Linked DNA regions of Homo sapiens: region 1 is linked to region 2. A link is an interaction called in ENCODE POLR2A ChIA-PET data of the cell type or tissue named here. Cell type or tissue: PC-9. All regions are shown on one strand. Each heading gives the region's core, and the rest is flanking DNA. Links, peaks and the distances in the headings are about the cores only.

Evidence for each region. Peaks named below come from ENCODE experiments on the same cell type or tissue, not always from the same donor. Only the 100,000 strongest peaks of a DNase experiment are listed, where the experiment ranks them.
Region 1: POLR2A ChIA-PET joins it to region 2 with 15 read pairs; 8 of 35 experiments call an interaction of 5 or more read pairs at or near these places.

What each region holds. Positions count from the first base shown.
Region 1 is chr3:15,382,638-15,392,344 of GRCh38, reverse strand. It overlaps a transcript of METTL6 not described here. Among named protein-coding and RNA genes, the nearest start is that of METTL6, 40 kb to the left of the region's middle. RefSeq lists enhancers at 7,656-7,705, 7,826-7,925. In PC-9, for the core only: no CTCF peak of the experiment used is centred there; a DNase peak (open chromatin) is centred at 4,954; H3K27ac peaks cover 681 bases.
Region 2 is chr3:15,320,732-15,330,438 of GRCh38, reverse strand. All of the region lies in intron 2 of SH3BP5 (SH3 domain binding protein 5), which reads left to right. Among named protein-coding and RNA genes, the nearest start is that of SH3BP5, 7.0 kb to the left of the region's middle. RefSeq lists an enhancer at 2,179-2,368. In PC-9, for the core only: no CTCF peak of the experiment used is centred there; DNase peaks (open chromatin) are centred at 2,268, 4,228 and 5,038; H3K4me3 peaks cover 709 bases; H3K27ac peaks cover 4,649 bases.

The DNA.
Region 1 (9,707 bases), core at 1,191-9,190, 62 kb before region 2:
ACCCCATCAACAAGTGGGCAAAGGATATGAACAGACACTTCTCAAAAGAAGACATTTATGCAGCCAAAAGACACATGAAAAAATGCTCATCATCACTGGCCATCAGAGAAATGCAAATCAAAACCACAATGAGATACCATCTCACACCAGTTAGAATGGCGGTCATTAAAAAGTCGGGAAACAACATATGCTGGAGAGGATGTGGAGAAATAGGATCACTTTTACACTGTTGGTGGGACTGTAAACTAGTTCAACCATTGTGGAAGTCAGTGTGGTGATTCCTCAGAGATCTAGAACTAGAAATACCATCTGACCCAGCCATCCCATTACTGGGTATATACCCAAAGGATTATAAATCATGCTGCTATAAAGACACATGCACATGTATGTTTATTGCAGCACTATTCACAATAGCAAAGACTTGGAACCAACCCAAATGTCCAACAATGATAGACTGGATTAAGAAAATGTGGTGCATATACACTATGGAATACTATGCAGCCATAAAAAATGGTGAGTTCATGTCCTTTGTAGGGACATAGATGAAGCTGGAAACCATCATTCTCAGCAAACTATCACAAGGACAAAAAACCAAACACCGCATGTTCTCACTCATAGGTGGGAATTGAACAGTGAGAACACATGGACACAGGAAGGGGAACATCACACACCGGGGCCTATTGTGGGGTGGGGGGAGGGGGGAGGGATAGCATTAGGAGATATACCTAATGTTAAATGACGAGTTATTGGGTGCGACACACCAACATGGCGCATGTATATATATGTAATAAACCTGCACGTTTTGTTCCCTAAAACTTAAAGTATAATAAAAATAAATACTGTCAACATACAGGACCTAAGTTACAGGATCTGGAATTGTTCTGCAATGTAACATTTTAGTAGAGTGGAGCACAAAAATGTGCATGGAGGATTAAAAAAAAAGAAGGCTAAAAGCAAGATGGAGATTGGCTAGATCACATCTCCCCCGCTGCCATTGATACAGAAGGGCTGGGCTCCTGGGTAAACCCCACCCTTAAGCCTGGAACCTCAGCTCTAAGTGAAAACAGGAGCCCCATTTTTCCACCCACGTGTTGCCTTTTTGGCCTGCCATTTCCCCATCCTGTGCTCATAAAAAGATTTCAGCTGGCAGAGCAACACAGCAGCTGAGCATTGGGGATACAAACGGCTGATTGTCAAGGATACAAGTGGCTGAGCAGTAAGCAGAGAAGCAACTGAATGTTGGAGACTATGGGTAGATGTGGCTAACTTCAGATGATGCGGCTTTGGAGAGGGGCCTGCCCTCAGACTGCTCGGCTTCAGGGAAAGATCACCTTCTTCCCGCATCATCCCCTTTTCAACTCCCCATCCCGCTGAGAGCCACTTTGATCGCCCAGTAAAATCCTCTGCATACACTACCCTTCAATCTGTTCATGTGACTTGATTCTTCCTGGATGCTGAGAGCCGCTGAGAGCCACTTTCATCGCCCAGTAAAATCCTCTGCATACACTACCCTTCAATCTGTTCGTGTGACATGATTCTTCCTGGATGCTGGACAAGAACCTGGGTGTTGAGAGGGCAGGGGCTGCCACCCTGACCCTCCACTGAGCTGGTTGGCACTTAGCTGTCCTCGGACTGAAGAGCTGAAACAGCATTGGTTTCAACATGTTTGGATGCTGTTATGGGGCCTGCACCGAGCCTGCTCCTGCCAGAGAGGAGCAACTGGCCAATTCCAGCATTCGTTTTTTCCAGTTCCTGCACTCACTCACTCTCACAAGGGGTTTGAGCACGAGGTGGCCGAGTAAACAAGCCACACCCCAGTTGCAAGTACTGCAAGGAGGTCAAGGGAATTATCCTGTCTCATAATTTTCTGTTACAATTTTTGCAAAGGTGGTTTCATTATTATTATTATTCTTTTTTGAGACAGAGTCTTGCTCTGTCACCCAGGCTGGAGTGCAGTGGCATGATCTTGGCTCACTGCAACCTCTGCTTCCCAGGTTCAAGCGATTCTCCTGCCTCAGCCTTTCAAGTAGCTGGGACTACAGGTGCGTACCAACACACCCAGCTAACTTTTGTATTTTTAGTAGAGATGGGGTTTCACCATGTTGGCGAGGCTGGTCTCAAACTCCTGGCCTCAAGTGATCCACCCACCTCGGCCTCCTGAAGTGCTGGGATTACAGGCGTGACCCATTGTGTCCCCTAGCCTCCTTATTAAAATGTTGAAACTACTGAACTGATGCTATAAATTTACAATCTGTTCTCTTCTTTTTTCACTATCTGACAAGTGTTTGGCTTTCTAGGAGATTTAACTTACAATCTTTTTTTTTTCCCTTGAGATGGAGTCTTACTGTGTCACCCAGTAAGGCAGTACTGTGCCTCCCTTGGGAGGATCCCTTGAGCCCAAGAGTTCAGGGATGCACTGAGCTATAATTTCACTGCTCTCTAGCCTGGGTGACAGAGTAAGATTCTTTCTCTTTAAAAAAAAAAAAAAAAAAAAATTGGCCGGGCGCGGTGGCGTATGCCTGTAATCCCAGCACTTTGGGAGGCCGAGGTGGGTGGACCACTGAGGTCGGGAGTTTGAGACCAGCCTGACCAACATGGAGAAACCCCATCTCTACTAAAAATACAAAATTAGCCGGGCGTGGTGGCGCATGCCTGTAATCCCAGCTACTCAGGAGACTGAGGCAGGAGAATCTCTTGAACCCAGGAGGTGGAGGTTGTGGTGAGCCGAGATTGCGCCATTGCGCTCCAGCCTGGACAATAAGAGTGAAATTCCGTCTCAAAAAAAAAAATTAAAATTAAAAAATAAATTCTGGAGGAGTACAGGCAAGGCAACCTCACCCCAATATATGGCTCCCTGGTATAATGAGTATTTTGAATTAAAGGTCCTTAAAGATCAATAGATGCTAGAAGAGACTTTTTCTCTATCTACATAAAGGGCTGAAGGACCCACCAAGGAAAACGATCGTTTTTCCTTCTGCTTCATGCTTTCTCATCTATTGCAGAAAAGAAGAGCAAGGAATTAACCACACCTAAACAGACTTATTCACAAGATAATATTCTTCTCTCAGGCTCAATTTCCAAAGAGCACTTTGGGGAGCCAAAGTGGGAGGATTGCTTGAGGGCAGGAGTTCGAGACCAGCCTGGGAAATGTAGCACAACCTACAACAAAAAACTTAGAAAAAAAAAAAAGGCCAGGTGTGGTGCCTCATGCGTGTAATCCCAGCACTTTGGGAGGCTGAGCAGGAAGGATTGTTTGAGCCCAAGAGTTTGAGACAAGCCTGGGCAACACCGTGAGACTCCATCTCTATAAAAAAAAAATTAGCTGGGCATGGTGGCATATGCCTATAGTCACAGCTACTTAGGAGGCTGAGGCAGGAGTGAAACCACCACTGCAAAATTATAACTGAGACAGTGAAAGAGATCTGACTGAACCAACTCTATCTTCCTTCTAACCTCCGAGCTGTATTTGTTCATTCCTGAGTGTAGGCTGAACTAACTTTGGGAGAAAAGTAGTTTATAATTTAAAACTTAGTTTATAGTTTAAAACAAAGATGGCAACAGCCCTTTCCCAAAACAAACGCCCTTCTTGCCTGGGGACTAGACAGCCTTTGTAGGACTAAGAAACTAGCCACAAGATTAGAAATTATGGTTTAGGAGTCATACAGCTGGATGCTACAAGATTTTGGGCCTCCTTAAACTGCTCCTAAGATCAGTGCTCAGATGTTCTGCAGACCCTGCACTTGATGGATCAACTGGCACCACCCAGATGGATAAACTGGCTCATCTGATCTTGTGGCTCCCACCCAGGAACTGACTTAGTGCAAGAAGACAGCTTCAGCTTCTTATGATTTTATCTCTGACCTGATCAATCAGCACTCCTGGTTCACTGGCTTTCCCCTACTCACCAAGTTGTCCTTAAAAACTCTCATTTCCTGGCCAGGTGCAGTGGCTCACACTTGTAATCCCAGCACTTTGGGAGGCCGAGGCGGGCGAATCACTTGAGGCCAGGAGTTTGAGACCAGCCTGGACAACATGGCAAAATCCCGTCTCTGCTAAAAATACAAAAATTTGCTGGGCATGGTGGCATGTGCCTGTAATCCCAGCTACTCAGTAGGCTGAGGCAGGAGAATCACTTGAACCCAGGAGGCGGAGGTTGCAGTGAGTGGAGATTGCGCCATTGCACTCCAGCCTGGGCGACAAGAGCGAAACTCCATCTCAAAAACAACAACAACAACAACAACAACAACAACAACAAAACTCTTATTTCCAAATACTGAGGGAGACTTTTTTGAGTAATCATAAAACTCTGGTCTCCCGCACAGCTGGTCTGTGTGAATTACTCTTTGTCTACTGCAGTTCCCCTGTCTTGATAAATTGGCTCTGTCTAGGCAGCAGGCAAGGTGAACCCATGGGTGGTTACAAGAGGATCACATGAGCCCAGTAGGTCAAGGCTGCAGTGAGCTGTGACCACACCATTGCACTCCAGCCTTTGGGACAGAGCAAGATCCTGTCTCAAAAAAAAAAAAAATCTTTTTTTCAAAGAGAACGATTTACAAGCTAATCTCTGTTCCCTGATCCATTCATTCTCCCTAGCAATCGTTTATTGTACCTCAACAGAATTACCTATATTCCCCATCTCCTCACTCCCCTCTCAAATAAGGCTATATAAGTATTTGGGCCCCACTGGGATATTGAGTGATCACTCTGATTCTCCCCTGTGTACACATTAATAAGTTTTGATGCCTTTTTCCTACTAATCTGCATTTTGTGAGTTGATTTTTCAGTAAACCTTCAGAGGACAAAGGGGAAGTTTTTCCCTTGGCCCCTACTGTCAGAGGCATTTGAACCAAAGTGAATAGGAGCTGGGTAAAATAAAGCTGAGACCTACTGGGCTGCATTCCCAGGCAGTTAGGCATTCTTAGTCACAGGATGAGATAGGAGGTTGGCACAAGATACAGGTCACAAAGACCTTACTGATAAAACAGGATACAGTAAAGAAGCTGGCCAAAACCTGCCAAATCCAAGATGGTAATGAAAGTGACCTCTGGTCATCCTCACTGTTCATTATGTTAGAATCGGTAGTTAGGCAGACATGAGCAGGGCAGGGGAGGGCCCTGTCTCCAGGAATGTCAGGTGATCATCAGATGATGGTCAGGCAGTTGTTAAACTGTCTCTCTAAAATAACAATTGGTTGTAGCCAGTGCCAGAGAAAGACAATCTCCCAATAGATAGAAAACACCTGAAACTAACTGGGCACCATGGCTCATGCTTGTAATCCCAGCACTTTGGGAGGCTGAGGCAGGTGGATCACCTGAGGTCAGGAGTTCAAGACCAGCCTGGGCAACATGGTGAGAACCACCCCCCATCTCTGCTAAAAATACAAAATTAGCCGGGCGTAGTGGTGCATGCCTGTAATCCCAGCTACTCAGGAGGCAAGGCTGGAGAATCGCTTGAACCTGGGAGGCAGAGGTTTCAGTGAGCTGAGATTGCACCATTGTACTCCAGCCTGAGTGACAAGAGTGAAACTCTGTCTCAAAAAAAAAAAGAAAAGGAAACACCGAAAACTGGTAATCAGCAGCTTCCTGGTAAGATCTTTGGAGTTGGGCAAGTGGACTAAGGCACGTTCACTAAGAGGCAAAACAGCAGAGTTTAATGGGTGTATGACCTTCCTCTGGGAACACTTGACTGGTAATGGAAACACACCTCAACTTAGCATGTGTACAACTTCAGTAAACATACTGCACATACACACAGCCCACCCCAAGGGGACAATTAAGGGAAGAGAAGCAGAAACCCTGGAACCATGCCCATGTATAAAACCTCAAGTCAAGGGCTGAAAAGGGCACTTGGATCTCTCAAGTCACCCACTTGGCCCTCTTCCAAGTGGACTTTGCTTCCTTTCATTCCTGCTCTAAAACTTTTTAATAAACTCTCATTCCTGCTCTAAAAGTTGTCTCAATCTCTCCCTCTGCCTTAAACCTGCTTCTGCCCCTTGGCTGAATTCTGTCCTCCAAGGAAGCAGGCATCTAGTTGCTGCAGCCCCATGTGGCTTTGCTGCTGGTAACAATTATATGCTAGCTATAATGCATTAGCATGCTAAAAGACACTCCCACCAGCACCATGACAATTTACAAATGCCATGGCAGTGCCTGGAAGTTACCCTACATATTCTAAAAAGGGGAGGAACCCTCAGTTCTGGAAATTGCCCACCCTTTGCCAGAAAACTCATGAATAATCCACCCCATATGTAGCATATAAGCAAGAAATAACCATAAGTTTACTCATAGAGCAGCCCATGCCTCTGCTCTGCCTATGGAGGAGCCATTCTTTTGTTTCTTTTCTTCTCTAATAAACTTGCTTTCACTTTGCAGACTTGTCCCAAATTCTTTTCTCGTGCAAGGTCCAAGAACCCTCTCCTGGGGTCTGGATTGGGATCCCTTTCTGGTAACACTACAATTCTAAGAGCTCTTTTTTATTGGTTCACCTACAGGAATAAACTGAGGCAAAATTAATGTAAGCAGAGAGTTTATTTGGGCCAAATTTGAGGGCTACAGCCCAGGAGACACAGATTCAAGTTAAGTTGCCCTGAATATATGCTGTGATTAGCAGCACTTACAAGTGGATTTTTTGGTTTTTGTTTTTGTTTTTTTGGAGACAGGGTCTTGTTATGTTGACCAGGCTGGTCTTGAACTCTTGGCTTCAAGCAGTCAACAAGTGGGGTTTTTTTGTTCGTTCGTTTGTTTGTTTTAGATGGAATCTTGCTCTGTCACCCAGGCTGGAGTGCAGTGGCACAATCTTGGCTCACTGCAACCTCTGCCTCCCGAGTTCAAGCAATTCTCCTGCCTCAGCCTCCCTAGTAGCTGGAATTACAGGCGTGCACCACCACGCGCAGCTATGTTTTGTATTTTTAGTAGAGACAGGTTTTCCCCATGTTGGCCAGGCTGGTCTCAAACTCCTGACCTCAGATGATCCGCCCACCTCGGCCTCCCAAAGCGCTGAGATTACAGGTGTGAGCCACTGCGCCTGGCCAACAAGTGGGTTTTTAAAGGAAAAAAGAAGGGGCAGTTCCTAAATTGAACATAAGCTACTAATTGGCATATGTTGTTCTTTGTATCACAAATTCCAGGAACATGAAGATAATGGGTGAGGGTCATATTGTGCAACTTGTGATAGCATTTTGGGTAATTTATCAGCCAGTCTGGAAACTACATGGAAGGAAAGAAAGAACAAAATGCCTTTAAACAATTGTTCCTAGGCATGATTCTCTGGGGAGGGGTGGGTGTGACTGAAGATTCATTCTCTGAAGATTGTGTCTCTCTGGACCTGATAAATTTTGCATACCACACATTTTTCAGACTTCTCTGAGCTACTTCTCTTTCTCACTTCAGTGTTCATTTTAAAAATAGTAACCCATTATTTCACAGATGCAATGTGTTATTTCTCTAAAGCATGCATTTCAGTAGAGAAGGGGTCTCTAAGAGGGGCAGTAATTGTCCCCCAAGGGGGCAAAAATTGGTTCTTTGGGGATTGACAAGAGAATGTTTTATATAACAGTGATCTGTGGCCTTCAAAAACTCAACCCTATCCAACAAAATCATATTCATTCTTCTAGAGTTGAAGTGTCTTTGCCTGGGCTGGAGTGCAGTGGCGTGATCACAGCTCACCTCAGCCTGGAACTCCTGGGCTCAAGTGATCCTCCTACCTCAGTCTCCCGAGTAGCTGAGGCTACAGGTGTGTGCCATCACACCCAACTAATTTTTTTTTCTTACAGAGAGATGGTCTCGCTATGTTGCCCAGGCTGGTCCTGAACTCCTGGCCTAAAGCGATCCTCCTGCCTCGGCCCCCCAAAGTGCTGAAATTACAGGTGTGAGCAACTGCACCCAACTTCTTGTCCATTAATATTTAATTTCTCTCTGCATAGTCTCGTTTTCTCTATTTTTTTCTTTATTTCCTGTTTTGGTCTCTATCTTTATTAGGAGCTTTTCTCAGATGTGTGGTGACCCTTGGTTTTCCATTCATATTTTTTTTTAATGCGGAGCTTAAAAGCTGCTTGGAAGCTCTGAGCACATGAGGTGGAGTTGTCAACATGGGCTTCATTTTATTTATTGGTTTTTACTTATTTTGTTTTCTTTTATCTCTTTTTTGTTTCTTTTTCAGGTCTCAAACAAAAGTCTGGAACCTGGGATTCTTTGTAGGATATCTGGCTGTGCTTTTGTATTATATGAACCACAGAAAATAATCTTCCAGTATGATATTGTTTTCAGTATAGTACCTCAACCCTAATTTTGCCTGGTAACCCTTTATCCAGAGACCTTTTGTTTTCAACTTACAGTCTTATTCTGGGGTGGGGGATGTACAGTCTGGCTGTGTGGACTTGCAGGAGAGATTTAGGGTTCTAACTTCTTCTTACTGACTTCCAACCAATTCTCCTGTATTCAGTCTTATACACACCCCCACTTATACTAGACGTAGCTGGTACTACCAAAGCCTGGTCACAAAACTCTATGGGAGTCTCAATGCAAGTTGAGTTGCTTCTTGACTTTCATCCCTGCTGGCTTAAGACTCAGCTTCACAAGCCTGCTAAGTCAGTTGCTATTTATCCTGTTTTCTAGCCCTTCAAAATTTTAAATGAAAATTTACATTTTTAATTGACAAATAATATATATATGGGATAAATATGATGTTTTGATAGTAATAGATGTATACATTGTGGAATGATTATATGAAGCTAATTAGCATATCACACTCCTCACATACTTCTTTTTCTTTGTATTGAGAACATGTAAAATCTATTCTTGGCCAAGCATGGTGGCTCACACCTGTAATTCCAACACTTTGAGAGGCCAAGGCAGGAAGATTGCTTGAGCCCAGGAATTCAGGGGTTCCAGACACCAGCCTGGGCAACATAGCAATACCCTGTCTCTAATAAAAAAAAAAAAAAGTAAAAATAAATGTGTAATTTAAAAAATTCATTATTGTTATTATTTTTACAATTTTGAAACTGTAGGGGCCAGGAACAAACTTCCCCTTTGCCCTCTGAAGAATAACTAAAAAATCACTCACCAAATGCAGATTAATAGGAGAAATGGAATAAAAACTTAGTAATTGTTTTCCTTGGTGGATCCCTTAGGTCTTTATGTAGATAGGGAAAAGGTTTCTTCTAGCATCTGTTGATTGCTAAGGACATTTAATTCAAAATACTCATTATACCAGGGAGCCATATCTGGGGGTAAAATTCCAGATGCTCCTTCAAAGTATACATTATTATTGACTATGGTCACCATGTACAGTAGATCTCAAAAACGTATTCCCCCTGGCTAACTGAAATGTGTGCCCTTTGGTCAACATCTCCCCTACTCCTCTCCTCCCCCAGCCTCTGGTAACCACCATTCTACTTTCTGCTGCTGTGAGTTCAACTTTTTAAAATTCCACGTATAAGTGAAATCATGTGGTATTTGTCTTTCTGAATCTGGCTTATTTCACTTAGCATAATATCTTCCAGGTTCACCCATGTTGTTGCAAATGATAGAATGTCCTTGTTTCTAATGTTCTCCCAAATTTAATCAGTTGTATGGGGTTTATGTGATAAAAATATCCTTTTGCTGTCATTTTCGTGGGGTTTCCAGAAGGATCCTAACTAGGTACACATGCTTAGTCTGTCTTTTTTTTTTTTTTTTTTTTGAAGCAAGTCTCCCTCTGTTGCCAGG
Region 2 (9,707 bases), core at 1,213-9,212:
ATTTTGTCTTCATAGCTGGAGTGTTATTGCTGGACCCCCCTCCTTGGGAGTTGAGCAACAGCTCCCTGACAGAATAAAATACACCACTGAGCTCAACCTGTGGGCGGAACGCATGTGGATCCAATTGCACATGTTGTTTTTCATTATGGAAGCTCCATGGGGCCTAAACCAAGTCTGTGCAGAGCGTTACACAACGCTTAAGCCCCAAGTTTTAATGTGACTGAAAGGACAGGGGAAAATTAGCCGAACTCTTTAATGGAGAATAATGAATGAGCTCACAAAATCTCTTACATATTCAGGGCAGTTCCTGCCATTTGTCCTGGAGAGTGTTGTGTTGTTTCCTCTGACTTCGACCATTTCTTGACTTTCCTGTCCTAATAACTCACCCCCCGCCTCCTTCTGCTTCCCTGCTCATTTCTTTATTGTCTGCTAGTGCATAGAATATAATTATAATGGTAACAAAAAGCTGTTTAGACTGGGAAGGCCTTTCCTGCTGGGAAAAATCTTGGGAGACTAAAACTTGATTTGGGTTTCATGTGCATTTTCCAATGGGAGTGTAAACAAGTTAGCATTCATCACAGCCTCCGATTAGTTCCCACCCCTTTCCAGTAGTGGTTGCTTTTACCACCCATCAGCAAATTTGAACAACCACTATATGTATTCAGGAGACTGTGAATTGACTGTCAGAACCCCAAAGGGACTCTCAGCGCAGTTTCCCAATGCAGGGAGCTGTTGGCAAAGTCTGTTTCTGTAGCAGGAGAAATAGCAAACGTCAGTGGAAGGGACAAGAAGCACATGGTCCCTAAGAGTGAGAGTGTGGGAGATAGGAATATAATCTACCAGGATTCACTGGCAGCCTTGATTTCTGCTGCGTGCGTAGGCCCTGGAGTTACCAAATCTGGATGCAGCAATGTGGATGAAAAAGCCTGTTGCTCTGAGTTGCGTGAAGGGTTATCGCTAACCACCTCCATTTCCATCGTAGGTATACAAGAGCATGGGCTGTCCTTCTCCCCAAGTAAAGTAAAATCTGTGTTTGTTTACATTTCTTTCACTTATGAATTGAGTCTGTCTGTGATGTGGGGTAACTGAAACCTCTCAGGATCTCAGATTTCTAATGCATTAAACAACAAAACTCTTACCATTCCTATAGGGCTTTAGCATTTCCAGAGTGTTTTTTACACGTTTTAGCTCATTCCATCCTGTCACACCAGCCTAGAGCTATGCTGTCCCATATGGTAGCCATGTGCAACGTATGGCTATTTGAATTTAATTAAAATTTTTTTTTTTTTGAGACAGAGTCTTACTCTGTCGCCCAGGCTGGGGTGCAGTGGTGTGATGTCTGCTCACTGCAACTTCCACCTCCTGGGCTCAAGTGATTCTCATTCCTCAGCTTCCTGAGTAGCTGGGATTACAGGTGTGCACCACCATGCCTGGCTAATGAGTTTAATTAAAATTAAGTAAGACTAAAAATTCCATTTCTCAGTCACAATAGCCACGTTTCAAGAGCCCAGTTGCCACTATATTAAACAGTCCAGTTGCCACTGTATTAAACTGCTGTCATCATAGAATGTTCTGGCCTGGAGAGCTAGGAGGGTAGGGACTATTTACTTTCCAGATCAGGACTCAGAGGCTCAGCATCTTCTGGTACTATGACGCCTCAGAGGCAGGGCTCCCATCTTATACTCCCAGGCATTTTCCAGATCTCCTCCAGTTCCTGCATTCTATTATCCCAGTGCAGTGGTGCAATCACAGCTCACTGCAACCTCAAACTCCTGGGTTCAGGCAACCCTCCTGCATCATCCTCCCCAGTAGCTGAGACTACAGGTGCATGCCACCATACCTGGCTAATTTTTCATATCTTTAAGCTTTTTTGTAAAGATGGGATCTAGCTCTGTTGACCAGGCTGGTCTTGAACTCCAGGCCTCAAAGTGATCCTCCCACCTTGGCCTCCCAAAGTGCTGGGATCACAGGCATGAGTTGCCATACCCATCCTGGAAATAGTCTTTTTTTTTTTTTTTTAAAAGCATTGATTGATTCTAGTTGCTCGCCTACTATGTGCCGGCCACTGTTCTGGGTAATGAACAAGATGGCCCACATCTCAGCCCCAAGTGTGCTTACTTTCTTGGGGTGAAATTGGTTAATCTGTTAAACTCTTTTTAGCCCTTACTTCTGAATCCCATTTCTGAATACACTTAGGTATTTGTGTGTCACAGGAAGCCACCAGACAGGTGTTTCCTGCCTGGCTCTGGAGAGCATTTGGAACCGTGTGAGAGGCGAACTGGAGGGTGTGAGGGGGGTGGCCAGGGCTGGGCTGGGTTGCTGGCTGGCCTTTTCACGGTATTATAACCAAGACTGACTCATAGAAATATAATACAGGCTACATAAGCAATTAAAAACTCCCTAGTAGACGCATTAAAAACGAAAAAGAAACAGCTGAAATGAATTTAAATATTTTGTTTAACCCGGAATATCCAAGACAGTACAATTTCAACGTGGACTTGCTATTAAAAAATTACTGATATTTTACATATATTTTTGTACTAAGTCTTTAAGATCTTTGGCATATTTTACACTTAGGGCACATTTCAGTTGAGACTAGACACGTTTCAAGTGTTAGCTACATTTGGCACTGGGAGGCATAGGTTTAATAGGTGTTTTCTGTCACAAAGGAGCCAGGTGGGATTTCACCCTTCATGCTGGGCACCAACTGCTTGTCAGACACTGTTGGCCACTGCATTTATGTGGGTGAACAAGACAAAGACCTTGCCCTCCAGGAGTTTACGTTTTTGGTTGGGGTGAGTAGCAGAGCGGGGGTAATAATTACTGGTGGTAATAGCTACAGTAAGAAGTGTGACAGAGACACTGGAGGGGCGCTGCTGGAGGACACCTGAGCAGATGCCTGCAGGGGAGCCTCTGTTTGCAGAAGAACAGGTGGAGTGAGCCACTGGGGTGGTCAAGGGGAGTATGCCCAAGGATGGGGGCAGGAAAATGAGCCATTTTAATATACAGTCAAGTGTTTTGTTTTGTTTTTTTTTTCCTGAGACGGAGTCTCACGCTGTCGCCCAGGCTGGAGTGCAATGGCGTGATCTCGGCTCACTGCAACCTCTGCCTCCCGGGTTCAAGCCAGTCTCCTGCCTCAGCCTCCCGAGTAGCTGGGATTACAGGCGTGCGCCACCATGCCTGGCTAATTTTTGTATTTTTAGTAGAGATGGGGTTTCACCATGTTGGCCAGGCTGGTCTCGAACTGGCTGGTCTTGAACTCCGGATCTCGTGTCGTCGCTACCCCCCTCCCCACCGCCACTGCTGTCTCAGCCTCCCAAAGTGCTGGGATTACAGGTGTGAGCCACCGTGCCCAGTCTTGTTTTTGTGGTACTTGTATTCCATAAAGTTGTGAACACTGAATTAGTGAATACGGAACCATTGTTGTAGGGAAAATGCAGGGCTTGGAGCAAGCCTGTGGTCACATTTTCATCAACTGATCAATATTAATCTTTTCAGTTTCCATTAAAAGACACTTTATTTACTATATACTATTGATTCATTAGCATTGAACTCAGGGCCACTCACCTAACATGTATTTGCTCTGTAAGCCACATCACAGCCTGCTCGTGCTCAGGAAAGCTCACTAGACAGCACTTCTGCACTTCCCTTATGGGCCATTTTAACAGCAAAATCACCAAAGAAAGCACAAAAGTGTGAAAGACATGGCACTAAGTAGACCATGAAAAGGACACTTGTTTACAGGATGGGCACTGAAAGCAGGAGGCAGAACGTCGCTCCTGTGTATGTCGGTGAATGAACCTGAAAGGGCTGCGTGTATTGATTTTGGGGTTACATATAAATTTTAGCGAGTAGACGAATTCACAAGTATGGAATTGGCAAATAATGAGATAGTCTACTTTCAGGGCCCCCAGGGGAAGGTATTCTGCTGTCCACATTTCCTTTCCCATTGCCTTTTGATTGCGATCTGGGGCGTTCGGCACCTCTCGTGATTTTTGTCTGATGAACCTGAATTGGTGACCAGGCTTCTGGTAGCTGCTAACGTGCTCTCACGCTGTGGTGCAGTTGTCTGTGGGTAGCTGGAGACTGAGGTGTTGCTCCTGAGGCCCACATTTAACATCCCATTTCTTGTCTTGGCCATTTAAATTCCAGATTGCAAAAGGGCCTCTGGATGCCAGCCATCTGCCGTGTCACTTGGATGTCTGTCTCTTCCTGCAACCTGGGTTTGCCTCTGACCTTATTTGAACAGTGCTGGGTCCCCTTTGCATGCTGATTTATATCAGCAAAAGCCAACCTTTTCAAGCTGTAAAAGGAGGAACCTTTTAACCAGAGAGCCCTTGGATATAAGCCTGATGTTTTAAGTTAGGAAAATAAGCATTTTCCCACAGATCCATTGATCAGTCAGCTTTATTTATTTATTGAGACAGGGTCTTGCTCTGTCACTCAGGCTGGAGTGCAGTGTCACAATCTCGGCTCACTGCAGCCTCAGCCTCCCGGGTTCAAGCGATTCTCCAGCTTCAGCCTCCCAAGTAGCCAGGACCAAAGGCTCACACCACCACGCTGGCTAATTTTTGTATTTTTAGGAAAGATGGGTTTTGCAATGTTGGCCAGGCCGGTTTCAAACTCTGGAGCTGAGAGCGATCTGCCTCCCTTGGCCTCACAAAATGCTGGGATTACAGGTGTGAGCCACTGCGCCTGACCAGCTTTTTAATTCACTAAGTATTTATTGAGCACCTACTACGTGATGGGGGCAATTTTCGGTGATGGGGACAGAGCAGTGAAGAGAATGGACAGAAGTCCCTGCTTTTCTGAGGCTTACATTGCAGAGGGGGTGGAAAACGCAATAAAAAGTTAAAATACACATGGTAGGTTATCTGATGTATACAAAGGAGGCAAAGAGCTGGAAGGGGACTCAGCTGGTGGGTGTTTGGAGGCAAGGGGAGGGAGAGGAATGCAGTATTGTCTGGAGAGAGTGAGCAAGCCTCAGGCCATGTGGGGGAAGAACATTCCAGCTGGAGGGCGCATCAGGGCTAAGCCTGGCTTAGCTGAGGGCCAGCAAGGGGGCCTTGTGCCAGGCATGGGCGAGTAATGGATGGAAGAGGAGGCAGTGAGTCAGAGATAAATGGGTCATTCAGGTGTGCGACAGCCCTGCTAGGTGAGATAGTAAAACTCAATATGCTGATGTAATTTTTAAATGCCTATTTTATAGGTCTGTCTCTTTTCAAATGTTTGTTAAAACAGAAGCCACACTGAGAATTTCTAAGTCTAATCAGAATAAAGATTTGTAATATTTTATGCCCATGTTTATGTGGTTTTAAGCACAATTTGTAATGTTTTCATCATTTCCCGTGCTTGCTCTGAAAGTGGGCTGTTCCAGGGCTGTGAAGGGGTCCGTCCTTTTCCTCATTGCTCAGGTCAGGTGGGAATAGTTTCTGCTTATACTTGCAGGGTGGTTTGAAAAATCTTTGTTTCTGAGTATCTGTGTTCCTCAAACATGCTTAAGCCAGCACTCATTATCTCTGCCTTTCCTCCCTCTGAAAACCAGCAAATGTTTTCTCTTAAAACTTTTTTTTTTTTTTTTTGGACCCAAGGAGCAATGGTACAAACAAAAACTCTGTTTTGAGCTTAGAAACTTGGAGGTGAGAGTAAACTGGAAGCTGCCCGGCCCCTCCCTCATGAATTATTAGCACAAATCAGGAGAAAAATTCCTCTATCAAAGGACAGTGATACGTCCCAGCACTTTCTCCATTAAAACGTGTGGGTGGAATGCACTAGGGACTAGGTCCTGTAAGACTCAGTTGTGCTTCGAAGAAACTGCTAGGGAATGTTTGAAGCATAGATAGACCGGGGGAGGGAGGAGTAACTGTTTCTTGAAGCTGCACCAGATTCCAGGCCTGGTGGCAGGCTGCCCGGTCTAAGCTGGCAGAGCCCCTACACCCCTGACCTTCTTGTACACAGGTGAGATCTGGTTGAAGTAAACATTGGCCTGGAGGCCTTCCTGCAGCAAATCCTGTGTGGGGCACTGGGGACCAGGGTGGTCAACAAATAATCAGGCACGTCCCTGCCTCATGGAGCTTGCCGTCTCCTGGATTCAAGCAAGCAATTGTAGTGGGGTGAGGGGGATTCTAGGAGAGTCACTCAGGGCCCTTTGAGAGGCCAAAGCTTTGTTGAAATAGGGGGCATCAGAGTTGAGGCCTGCAGACCCCAGATAGTCTGAAGAGATAACATCAGCCTTAAAGTGGAGGAGGAAGAGAGCTGACGGTACAGACATTGTCTGCAGGTTGAGGAAGGTTGGGGTGGGGAGAGGTGGAGTGTTAACAGGACCTTTGGTGATTGGTTGATTATAAAGAAAAAACACATGTGTGGTCTTTGCGTCTCTTCAGGGTAGCCTGAGCCAGGGCTGCTGCACTGCCCCCATAGCTCTGACTTGAAGTTTGGCCATCAGAATGGTGGTACTGAAGGCCTTGGGCTTCAGTGGTCCCCCCATACTGCTTATTTCCCTTTGGGGAAGTAGGTGAGTGGAGAAACATTTGAAACTTGTAGAGTGACTTAGCTATAGGACAGCCGGCAAAGCTTGGCCTCTGGAGCCAGACCGCCTGGCATTGAATCCCAGCTCCCTCTTCATAGCTGTGGGACCTCTGGCAGATTATGTAATTTCTGTGCCTCAATTTCTTCTTCTTTAAAATGGGATTGTGTCTCAGTTTTTGCTGTGAAATAACCAAAACCCAAAGCCGTGGGGAAGGGCAGGTGGAGGGAAGACAGCTGTCTTGACATCAGGTGATACAGGCTGAAATCAGAGGTCTGCTGACTTCTAGGGATACTTGGCACATGGAAGCCTCAGTCTCTTTGTCTTTGAATCTGGGGGCTGCAATTCTTGCCTACATCCCTGGGTAGCCTGGAGGATGGTAAGGGATGCTGTGTGAGAGAGTGCTTTGAGAGCTGCCCAGCCTGAGTGGACAAGAGGGCCCCCTGTGTGCTTGGCTGGCAGGGAGGGCTGAGACCCGCTGGGCGCTGCAAACAGAGAAGGTTCCAATGAGATGTCCACTGGGGCCAAACTGGCCATGGGGCCTGGCAGTGGCTCTGTTGTTCTCTTCCCCCAGGTCCTGCCATGACCTTTCTTTGTCAGATTGGCACTGGGAAGGGGGTCAGAGGGAGGGCTCATACAGGCCAGGATTACAGCGGGATGGACTTTGTAGTCACTGGATCAGCAGGGCGTTGCGCTGTGGCCTGCCTGCTGTAATGTGAAAATTAGTTTCCCTGAGTGAGCCCTGCTTTATTTATTTATTTATTTATTTATTTATTTATTTATTTGAGACAGGGTCTCAAAAACCGGAGTGCAATGATGTGATCTCTGCCACTGCAACCACTGCCTCCCAGGTTCAAGCGATTTTCGTGCCTTAGCCTCCCGAGTAGCTGGGATTACAGGCATGTGCCACCACACCCGGCTAATTTTTGTGTTTTTGGTAGAGACCGGGTTTTGCCATGTTGGTCAGGCTGGTCAACTCCTGACCTCAAATGATTCGCCTACTGCAGCCTCCCAAAGTGCTAGTATTACAGGCGTGAGCTACTGCGCCCGGCCTCCCGCTTTGTTTTTGTTTTTTCCTGAGACAGTGTTGGTCTCTGTTGCCCAGGGTAGGGTGCAGTGGCACAATCATAGCTCCCTGGAGCCTCGAACTCCTGGGCTCAAGTGATCCTCCCACCTCAGTCTCCCAAGTAGCTGGGACTACAGGAGTGCGCCACCACGCCTGGCTAATTTTTGTTTTTGTAGAGATGGGGTCTCTCCTTGTTGCCCAGGCTGGTCTCAAACTCCTGGGCTCAAGCAGTCCTCCTGCCTCGGCTTCCCAAAGTGTTGGGATTACAGGCATGAGCCGCCACACCCGGCCTCCCAGGCTGTTCTTGGACAGACTGACCGTGAGGACAGTTGTGACACTGGTAAAACACAACCTTGTGTTCTCCTTTCCCTCCCCAGAACCTGTCCACTTAGGCACATGTTGGCTCATGAACATGTAAGATTCTGCCTTGCTTGGGGGCGTTAGCATTTTAAGAGTGGCCTTTCACTTTAAAAAAAGATGATGTGTGGATATGGACAAATGGCCATGGTCTACTTAGTGGGGGAAAAAAAACTATACATAAAATATATATAAAACTATATAGAGCATATCTAGAACCATATATATAGTAAAAGAATATATGCATATGAGAAGACAGGCCTAACATAGTTATTATTTTTTTTTTTGAGATGGAGTCTCACTGTGTTGCCCAGGCTGGACTGCAGTGGCATGATCTTGGCTCATTGCAACCTCCACCTCCCAGGTTCAAGCGATTCTCCTGCCTCAGCCTCCCAAGTAGCTGGATTACAGGAGCCCACCACCATGCCTGGCTAATTTTTGTATTTTAGTAGAGACGGGGTTTCACTATGTAGGTCAAGCTGATCTCGAACTCCCGACCTCAAATGATCCACCTGCCTTGGCCTCCCAAAGTACTGGGATTATAGGCATGAGCCACCGTGCCTGGCCCTAACATAGTTATTCTTGTGTGGGCCAAAGAATGTGAACTGCTTGTTACCAGTTATGGTGAAGTAAATACAGAAATTGAGAGTAAGACTTTAGATTTTTTTTTTTTTTTTGGCAATTTGATGTTGTGACATCCAGGTGGCATTTTACTTTCCTAGTTTGTTTTTATTCTACAGAAATATTGATTTACGGTGGATTGGATGGGAGAAGATCCATCACCACATTGTTTGAGAAGCCTGGCTCTAGAAAAATGTACCCTCAGATGTTACCAGTTGTTGCTAGCTGCTGAGGATGCTGGTGATTTTTAGTTTTCATTTCTTGGTGTTTTCTGAAATATTTACAATGACCATCTGTTATAATTTTCATGGGATGGGGGTGGGGAATGAAGTCTGTTGTAAAAAAAAAAAAAAGTCTTTATAAGCCAAATAAATGAATTTCTCTGGAAGGAATTTTAGGAACTATGAAGGCTGATGGGAAAAACCTTGGATTGGTTGTTCCTGCCTTAATTGTAGATAAAACCTGATGTTGTGGGTTTGCTTGATGAATTAGTGTATTGTTAAGCTACTCTAGTTGTAATTCATGGAAGGATGAAAAGTGCTATAAAGGCACTTTAGGATCTTCTACAGCCAAGAAACCGTCATATATATGCTTATTTAGAAAATACAATAAATCAAGATATAATGGAAAACATTCCAAATATTAAGAATATTTAGATATTTGAACTTAGTTACTCTGTGTATTTGACTGTTAGCATCATTTCTAAATCAATAAATGTGGGCACGTATAGGTTCTTGCACAACTTCATTCATGGTAACCACATTAGCAAAATGCTATTAGTGGCCAAAACATGTTCTGGCCATTGGCTAGAACATAGAAATAGCTGTCTAATATTGACATGGACTGTATTGCCTTAAAAAATCCTAGGCGTTTCTTCCTTTTAAGCTACAAATATCAACAAGATAATATACAAACTCTTCTGGCCCCTCAGCTGAAACCCATGGCAGGATCATAAGTGCTTGCTATTGCAGTACACGCCGACTTTCCTACAAATCATGTGACTGTATCCCCAGCTGTATTCAAGGTGCCTACCCTGTGACTCTGAGGTGTCATCTCAAAAGAAGACAGGCTATGGGGGTTGATGGATTCATTGCTATCCCTGTGGTTAATGAGAATCTTCAAATCCCCAGGTTGACA